Regions from separate parts of the Homo sapiens genome. Here region 1 is linked to region 2. A link is a loop called in an ENCODE intact Hi-C map of the cell type or tissue named here. Cell type or tissue: GM12878. All regions are shown on one strand. Region 1 overlaps PDE1C (phosphodiesterase 1C). Region 2 overlaps PDE1C (phosphodiesterase 1C).

Evidence for each region. A loop is a pair of places that touch in the nucleus more often than their neighbours do. Peaks named below come from ENCODE experiments on the same cell type or tissue, not always from the same donor. Only the 100,000 strongest peaks of a DNase experiment are listed, where the experiment ranks them.
Region 1: it touches region 2 in a loop (2.1-fold over the local background); 3 of 110 quality-filtered maps call a loop at or near these places.

What each region holds. Positions count from the first base shown.
Region 1 is chr7:31,811,978-31,816,977 of GRCh38, reverse strand. It overlaps PDE1C (phosphodiesterase 1C), which reads left to right. Exons shown (of 18, transcript NM_001191057.4): 15 at 824-1,054. Among named protein-coding and RNA genes, the nearest start is that of PPP1R17, 130 kb to the right of the region's middle. In GM12878, a CTCF peak has its summit at 2,598 (motif pointing left); a DNase peak (open chromatin) is centred at 4,807.
Region 2 is chr7:31,871,361-31,876,360 of GRCh38, reverse strand. It overlaps PDE1C (phosphodiesterase 1C), which reads left to right. Exons shown (of 18, transcript NM_001191057.4): 6 at 2,953-3,069. Among named protein-coding and RNA genes, the nearest start is that of PPP1R17, 190 kb to the right of the region's middle. In GM12878, no CTCF peak of the experiment used is centred here; DNase peaks (open chromatin) are centred at 1,980 and 2,320.

The sequences.
Region 1 (5,000 bases), 59 kb after region 2:
CCAATCTTTTCATAAATACTTAACCTACGCATTTCTGCGGTGGTTTTGACTAAGCACAGAGCCAAGCCCTTTTATAATCAACTGGATTAGAAATAATGCTAGCATCTTTTCATTAAAAGGAAAGACACAGACCAGGTACCTGGCCAAACTAAAGGCTACCTCTCATCTTGTGGACAGTTTGAAGACCATGTTTTTTTCATAAGGCTCAATTATCCCCTTCCTTGTTTTAAATTAACAAACAGTGTCCTCAGTGTGTTTGTCTTCAATTGCTCTAGTGTTGGATATTTTCCCTTTTTGTTTTGTAATCAATTGTTTGTGTTTAAACTCTAGGTCTTAAGCAAGCCCACATGAAGCTGCAGTTTTTACTGTGGCTATGGGAAAGTTTTATGATGTCTCTCAGCCTTGATTTCCACATTTGTCAAATTGAGTCACAGTAATAGTAGCTGCTGTAAGGTTGTTTTGAGGATGAAAATAAATAATCCCCAAAAAACACTCAGCATAATACTTGGCAGAGCGAACACGTTCAATAGAAGCTATTAATAACGGTGATATTAATAATACAATTATAATATTGGTTTATTAATTATTATCCTTATTATTTTCTCCCTGACCTCTCCTCTAACTGTTTTCAGAATGACATCATTATGAACCTATTTTATTCGTTTCCTAAGTATACATGCCAATCTGATGAATTAAGCAAAAATGTACCCAAACACTCAGTAAACACCTTAGATACTCTTTGTGTACTAAAACAGGCCATTCTCCTAACGGCATGACCTCTTTTTCTCTTTTCTGTGGCTTTCCCAACTTGCCATGGATGCAGAGGAGAAGGCCAAGAAGGAAGCAGAGGAAAAGGCTCGCCTGGCCGCAGAGGAGCAGCAAAAGGAAATGGAAGCCAAAAGCCAGGCTGAAGAAGGCGCATCTGGCAAAGCTGAGAAAAAGACGTCTGGAGAAACTAAGAATCAAGTCAATGGAACACGGGCAAACAAAAGTGACAACCCTCGTGGGAAAAACTCCAAAGCCGAGAAGTCATCAGGAGAACAGCAACAGAATGGTGAGTAGACTTACACTGGTGAAGGGCTCTTTTCGCGGCATTAATGACATAATGAATGGAAACTGGTGAACAACCCTACTGATGGGGTCAGCTCACAGGGCAAGGCTTCCCTGCTCATCCAGTTCCTTCTGATCCCACCTCATTGGGCTGCAGGATTCCAGCAGAAGCAGCTACCAGCTCACCTGTGCCATCCTCTTCAGGGAGATTGATACCTTTCTGGCCATTTCCAGCTGCCCTGGAGACTCTAGCCAGTGCCTGCCTGCCTGCCAGCTGGGGGAAAATTACCATGATCAACCCCAGCACATTCCTGAGTGTAAAGTGGGTAAATGGAAAGTCATTTTCCCATATATACCATCGCTCTATGAGGGCCAGACCTCAGGTTTGCCTGAGCCTTTTCCTGTAATAGATATCTGTATATCTGTGTGTGTACAAGTGTGTACTTTAGGGGGACCAGCTGTTTCAGTTTACCTGGGACTGGGAGACACAGAGCTTTCTGTTTTAAAAACAGAAGAGCTCCAGGCAAACTGGGGTAAGCTGGTCACCATAGTGTGCATATAGTTATTGATTTCTTATATTTAATGCAACAAATATCGATTAACAACTACGTGCCAAGCACCATGCTTAGCACTAGGGATTTAGAAATGGAAAGGCCACAAGAAGCCCAAAATATCAAAGGTGATAGAGACATCCTCCAAATATTTCTAGTGAAATGTGCAAGTGAAAGTAGTGACATGGCAGATAAAATGCCCGAGGAACATGTGCAGAGAAAAACACATTAGCTTTTTGGGGACTGGGGATTATAAAATGGGGTAAATGTCAGAGTAGGCTTCAAGAGGGGGTTTTGAATGCTGAAGCTGGCTGGTCAGATGGGCTAAAGATACTTCTGAGTGGAGAGAACAAGATGAGCAAGTACACAGGGCTTTGATTTGGTTTCCTTGTTTAGGGGCAGGCAGGAAGTTCTGAGTCTCCAGAGCTTGCAATTGACAGGTTGTGGCTGAATAGCAAGGTAATTTAGCAGTCAACAGACCTAGATTCAAGTCAAGCTGTGCTTCTCCCTTTTCAGTGTCCTTGGCCAGGCTACTTAACCTTCTACTGTTTCTACACAATGTATATAGTAATACCTATTCACAGCACAGGCCTCATGGAACCTTCAGTAATACTCATGATAGTAAAAACAGTGAAGAGAATAACAACAAATAGCATGTATTGACTGCACACTAGATGCTGTTTTAAGTTCTCTTTGTACATATTCATTCTCTTGCCTGCCTGGTGCGACCAGGTAATCTACTCAGAACCGTGTTCTAGCTATTATGCCACAGGGCCGTGGTCAATGATTTCTACATGTAGAAAGTGCTTAGCACGATGTTCTCCAATTATTTTTATAATTAACCATTTATAACATGTAATCAGAGAACAATATTTTAACACATGTAATAATAATGATAGCTTATATCATATTCCAGGAACCTTGCAAAAATTACTTCAGTTAATCCTGGTGACCACCCTAGGAGGCACAGAAGGCCATTGTCCCGACTCGTCCTGCCCCCTTCTGGAGATTGCTCTTAATTCATTTGCTTTGTATTCAAGTGCATTATAGTCTGGAAAAAAAAGTTATAAAGAATTTAATAAGAATTTTTCATGTACCCAAACTACCATTTGATCCAGCAATCCCACTCCTGGGTATCTACCCAGAGGAAAAGAAGTCATATGAAAAAGATACTTGCACATACATGTTTATAGCAGCACAATTCACTATTGCAAAAATATGCAACCAGCCCAAATGCCCATCAATCCATGAATGGATAAAGAAATTGTGATATATGTGTGTGTGTGTGTGTGTGTACATATATATGCACGCGTGCGTGTGTGTACATATATATGTATACACACACACACACACACACGATGGAATACTATTCAGCCATAAAAAGGAATGAAATAATGGCATTTGCAGCAACCTGGATGGAATTGGAGACCATTATTCTAAGTGAATTAACTCAGGAATGGAAAACCAAACATTGTATATTCTCACACATAAGTGGGAACTAAGCTATGAGGATGCAAAAATATAAGAATGATACAGTGGACTTTGGGGACTCAGGGGAAAGGGTGGGAGGGGTGTGAGGGATAAAAGACTACAAATTGGGTTCAGCGTATACCGCTCAGGTGATGGCTATACCAAAATCTCACAAATCACCACTAAATAACTTACTTATATAACCAAACACCATCTTTTCCCCAAAAACCTATGGAAATAAAAATTAAAAAAAATAAAAACATATGTTCATACAAAAATTTTTTAAAACAAAAATTTATTATGTACCTGTTACTGTTTTAGAGGGCAGTACAGGCCCCTCCTTGCTACCCCTTCTGAGGACTGAACCAACTGAGAGATAGGTAACAAAATCAGAAAGTCAATGATCAAGACATCAGCTCCACTAAAACTGGAACTTGGGAAACACAGAGTTGGTCTGCTGAATACATGGGCTTCTTTACATTTTGCTCTGAAATGAATTTACACAACCAGACACTGTATAGCCAGGCACAGGACTTTTCCCCCACCCCAGCACCCTGGCAGGCTGCTTCTAGAGTGACAGAAAAGGTGTGTGTCTTACAGAAAACATATCTCAAAGCAGTCTGGGATGTGGGTGGCTGGGCCGGGCTGTGCATGCTCAACCCTACCTCCCAGATAAATAATCACTCCTCTCAAAAGAGGAACATGTAAGGGGTGGTGAGAAAGGCAAGGTGTGTTTCTTCCCTCTGCTTTTTCTTTTAACAGAGTGGGTTAGAAATGTCTTGCCCTTAGTAAAAGCAATAACAATAATACCACCATTTTATTGAATGCTTAACATGTATCAGACATTGTACTTGAGATTCTATCTACATTAAATCATGTAAAAGTTCTAACAATTCTATGAGGTAGAAAAACTCATTCCCATGTTGTGGGTGGGAATACTGAGTCTCAGAGAAGTGAAATCACTTGTGTAAAGTCAAGCAACCATTAAGTAGAGATCTCAGGTTAAACTCTGATCTGTGTGAGTCTCAATGCTCTGTTAGGTAAACAGCTTGTCCCTGTGGTTTGGTGCCTTCAGGGAGAGGGGCCATCAGAGAAATATGGAAACTTAACTGCTGTTTATAAGAGGCTTACAATATACTTATTCCAGGGATTGGCATGCTTTTTCTATAAGGGACAAGATAGTAAATATTTTAGGCTTTGCAGAACATAAGGTCTCTATTGCAACTACTCAACATTGCCATTTTAAAGCAGCCACAGATAATATACAAACAAATGAGTTATCCTGTTTTCCAATAAAACTTTATTTATAGAAATTAAAATTTGAATTCTACATAATATCATATGTCATAAAATATTTGTCTTCTTTTAACCATTTAAAAATGTAAAAGCCATTCTTAGTTTGTGGGTCATGAAAAACCAGGCAGTAGGGCCAGGTTTGACCCATGGGCCATAGTTTGCCAACCCCAGGTCTAGTCAGTGGGAGAAACCAATAAATGCAAATAAGCTAGTCACAAAGAAGGATATGAATTCTACCATAGGGAAACAAAGACCCAGAGAGGGCAGATGTGGAAATAATAATTCATTTTGAAGTTGGTTAAGGGGAAAGCCTGAAAGAAACAAAACAGGAACCTGAGTCTTCAACAAGGCTGGCTTGATTTCACAACTGTGCTTATTTCCTGAAATAAGCAACAGTCTACCATTTCCCTTAAAAAGTAAGCAGTAAATGAGAGGTGGGAAAAGAAAGCAGTTTAGAGCAATAATAAGAAAGCCTAATGGTGGTTCGGGACTATATTACAGCAGCCTAATTAAAATGATTTATAACTGCACAGAAAGTCTCTTTCACTTCCCCTTGTTTATTGAGTAACAGCTCACGTCAGCCATTACTCCAGATACAACCCATGGGAAATTACTTAATGGATTTTGCTCAGG
Region 2 (5,000 bases):
ACATGTTGTCTGAGGGGACAGGTACTTAGATTATTCAGATAAGGAAGACCTACTAGCTCTCTAAATAAATTGCTACTTCTCCTCACATATATTGTTGATATGTGCATTAAAGCTGAAGCTGCTATTTCTCTTGGCTATGTCCCCTGTTTACTGGGGAAGTTCAAAGCTTTTTACAATGTAATGTTTTTTCCACTTCTCCAGAGGCTGATTTTGTTTGCAATGAGTTGGAGCGATCACAGATATAGACTCTTTTGTTTCTTTCTTTATGTACTACATGTTAGAAAAAAGATTATTTCCACTTCATTGCCAGAAGTTCATATGGAATCATTACTGCTTTCTTTTATTACAGAAATTTTCCCTAAAGACTGAGAGAATACAATTCCCTAAAATAACCCTTATGCTACTGTCATGTTAACCTTTGTGGTTAACGTAAGAACATGACATAAAATGATATTTAAGTAAGATAGTAATGAATCAGTCTCTAAATTTGAAACATGTTGCATTATGTTATTTTACTTTTTCCATTATATATATATATATATATATATATATATATATATATATATAGATGTAAGCTTCTAACTTGAGGTGTTCTACCTCTTGTCTTCTGAGATTAGCCTAATGGAAATGTAGCTGTGTGCTCTTCTTTAGAAGGGCATCTGTTTTGTGACTCAGGAAGTGACACCTTGGAAAGACTCCAGGCTTAAAGTGGGAGGAGATGAGGAGGTTCACGCTTCCTTTGTGTTAGACTAACAGGAAGTTCCTGCAATTTCTCTACAGGAAGTGTCCTTGGGCAAAATTTGGTGAATGAGGAAGAATGGTTGAAGGCAGTTAAACTGGGTACTTGTTAAAAATGCGGATTCCAGGCCCCACAGCAGGATTCTCTGGAGTCCCCACTGGAGGGTCCATATTTTGGCCAAGCCCCTCAACTGGTTCTGAAGAACATTAGACTGAGAATTACAGCTAAGCCTTCCCTAACATGAGGGACCAAAGAGGACATCCGTCTCACTGTCTCTATTTGCTCATCCTCTTTGTTCTCTAAGTCCTGATATTCAGAATAAATCTTGGCTTTTTATCATGATAATCTCTTTATTTCTAGTGATAGAGAGCCCTTTCCTTTCTGGACACTAGGATTAAAAATTGTCAGAAGTGACACAGCATTTTCCAGCCTACTCAGTTGTCAGTGACTTTTTCCTTAGGACTAAAGATAAGACAATGTATGTGACTCATGGCAGTGCCAATGATAGTAACCAAGGTAAAGCTTTAGGTCTTAGGTTAATCTTAAGTGTCCTTGCTGTCTATAGCCTGCGCCCTAGTGGGATATTAAAGGGATGAGGCCTGGGTCACAGCACATATTCATGGCATTTACAATTTCATCTGTTGGCAGTGAGATCATTAAGGGTCATTGGTGAGGTTATTACCTGGCTCTGCTACCTTATGGCACTAGACATTTCAATTAATCTCTCTGAGGTTGCCATCTATAAAACTGGAGAAAGTAACACCTATCTCTAGACTTGCGAGGTTTTGCAAATGCGTGTAAACACTCACACTGTGCCTAGCACAGAAAATGTGCTCACAGAAATGTGCCTGTCACTATTTCTTTGGTTATTTTAATGGAGGGGCAGTTATTGAAGACTTAAGTGAGGTTACCACTAAGTGTGAATTGGAACAATTCAATTTAAACCCCTCTGGAAAAGTCTGATTTTCCTATATGCAATTCTATTTTCCCTGAAAACAGTTTATTAGCATCCAGGAGGGAGACCCTTGATGGCCTTGGGATGAATTTGACAGTTGGAATGTTTGGTCAGGAACAAAATTAGGATGGATGGATTATGTTGGAATTCAGTGAGGGCTGGGGTGAGAGTCACTCATGAGAACCAAGGTCTCTGCCAGTGTACCATCTGACACCTTGCCTGTAGGCAGTGTGGTCTCATGTGAATCCTTGCTGTCAAGCTCAAGTGAATATGCTTCACCTAACCACGGGAAGTGAGATTTTGGTGCTGTGAAAAGCCAAATGACTGTTGCTTTAACCATTGCTTAAATAAATCTTTGTTTACTACATCCACAAGAAGTTGGTTATGATAAGCCAAAGCTCAACAGACTGTATTTACATATATTTTGGAGTAGCTATTTACAGGCAAAGACTTTGAACTTCAGGGATGGTATATAAGGTGTGTGTTCAGTTTAGTTTTTCCTTTTACTTTTTTTCAGTAAAGTGACTAACAGATTTGAGGACAAGATCCCAGACTAGTGACTCCAGAAATGGTAGCATTTTTCTGTCATATGAAATGAATGCTTTCTTTTTGGTTTCAGCTCAGCAGTTTCGATTGATGTGGCATATTGTTTTGTGTTCTACATCATGCATGTTTCTGAACACTTCTAAATGAGTTAACATTCTTAACTGTAAACTTAGAGGAAGTCATTGGATAGTGTCAAGGGATTGCAGAGAAGTTCAGAGAAGAGAAGCATCGTAGGCTGTAGTGAATTAAACAGTAGCAGCTGCAGGGCTTAATGGAAAGCAACTGATCTTAGGCATCCAACCTATGTTTGTGTTCTGGCCCTGCCTGTATCTCTAGCACTTACGCACCTTGGGTGTTAGGGAAATTAGGTAATTTATCAGTTTTCTTATCCATAAAATGCGACTAATATCTATCACTTAGAGTTGTTTTCAGGATAATTTACATATTTATCACCAACCATAATGCCTGTCATACAGTAGGTACTCAATAAATTATGGCTATTTGTATTAGTAATAAGACTATTTAATTTTTTTAACAGTAGATACTATGTAGACTAGCCAGATTGGAAAAAGTTTGAGAGTGGAAAGTCTGTTTGAGTGTCACACTGTGAAATCTCCAGTGAGGGCTGCAGGCGGACTTGAAAGTGAGGAGACTGGTAGGTGTGTAAGTGTCTGTGGGCTAATGTGTTCTTTCTCCCCACCCTGTCCTGCAGGATGTGGACAAGTGGTCCTTTGACGTCTTTTCCCTCAATGAGGCCAGTGGGGATCATGCACTGAAATTTATTTTCTATGAACTACTCACACGTTATGATCTGATCAGCCGTTTCAAGGTCAGTACCTCTTTAAAAAGAAAAAATAAATAAACTACATGCATATGTTTATCCTCATATGACTTTTGGGTTCAGACTATTTTAATATGCGGAATGAAAACTGCTCCAGGCGACTGAGGAAGCATCCTTCGGATAGCCACTGCTGTGAATTCCTCTGTGGAGGGTGATTTTGATTGCGCCCTTGCTGGTGGGTCTCAGCGGCATGGGAGAGACAGGAGAGACCCATTTAGATTCTGGTCTTCCTGGAAGTACAACCCAAAGCCTGTAATAACCAAGCTCCCTTTCAGGCTCTGCCCAAAGGTCTCATTTCCACATGACTTTGTGTCCTATTGACCAACGCTGTCAGAGGGGCAGTAGTGGAGACAGAGTGAACATCTGCTGTCTCTGTAAACTTTTTTTTTTCCCACCACTTGGCTCATTCAGACAAATACTATCACTTATCATCTGTGACAGGTCATTGGTATTTTCCAGCCATTCATGCTTCAAATTGATTCTTCAACTTTACATAAAGAACTTGAATCATTTCCAGTGTTCAACTCCCTACAGCCTTCTAATACTGTAGACTCTCGAGGTGGGGTCAGATCCTCAGGGAGTTGATGTAGTCATCTGCCAACATCTATGGTATCAAGCTCCTCTGACTTCCCTCATCAAAGGGATGAGCCTCTGGAAAACACAAGTCTTTTTCTGTACCACATATTGATTTCTCCGGAGATGTGGTTCTTTATTTTCTCCTAGGGACTGTGTATTTGGAGAGGTATCTGTTTTTTAATTGGTACAAATATTGTATATATTTATAGGGTACATGTGATATTTTGTTACACGCATAGACTATGTAATGATCAAGTCAGGGTTTTTGGGGTGTCCATTACCCGCATTATTTATCATTTCTATGTGTTGGGAACATTTCAAGTCCTCTCTTCTAGCTATTTTGAAATGCACAATACATTCTTGTTAACTGTAGTCACCCTATTCTGCTACTGAACATTAGACTTTAATCCTTCTATCTAACTGTATGTTCGTACCCATTAACCAATCCCTCTTTATCACCAACCCCCTATACCCCCACACACATCCCAGCCTCCAGTATCTATCATTCTACTCTCTGACTGCATAAGATCAAATTTTAGCTCTCACATGTGAGTGAGAACATGTGCTGTTTGTCTTTCCATGCTTGGATTATTTCACTTAATGTAATAACTTCCAATTCTATCCATGTTGCTGCAAATGACATGATTTCATCTTTTTTATGGCCGAATAGTATTCCATTATGGTTGTATACCAAGTTTTCCTTATCCATTCATCCACTGGTGGACACTTAGCTTGATTCTATATCTTAGCTATTGTGAATAGTACTGCAATAAAAATGAGGGTGCAGATATCTCTTTGATACACTGATTTCTTTCTTTCTTTCTTTCTTTTTTAATAAATACCCAGTAGTGAGATTGCTGGATTGCATGGTAGTTCTACTTTTAGAATTTTTTTTTTGAGAAATCCGCACACTGTTTTCCATAGTGACTGTACCAATTTACATTCCCACCAACGTTGTAGAAGTGTTCCCTTTTCTCTACATCCTCACCAGTGCATCTTTTTTTTTTTTTTAACCATAACAGCCATTCTTACTGGGGTAAGATGATATCTCATTTTGCTTTTGATTTTCATTTCCCTGATGATTAGTGATAATGAGCATTTTTTTCATGTACCCATTGTCCATTATATGTCTTCATTTGAGAAATGTCTATATCTTTGCCCACTTTTTAATGGGATTATTTGTTATTTTTACCAAGTTGTTTGAGTTTCCTGTACATTTTGGGTATTAGTCCCTTGTCAGATGAATATTTTGCAGATATTTCTCCTGTTTAACAGGTTGTCTCTTTACTCTGTTGATTGTTTCCTGTGCAGAAGATTTTTAGTTTAATATAGTCCCATTTGTC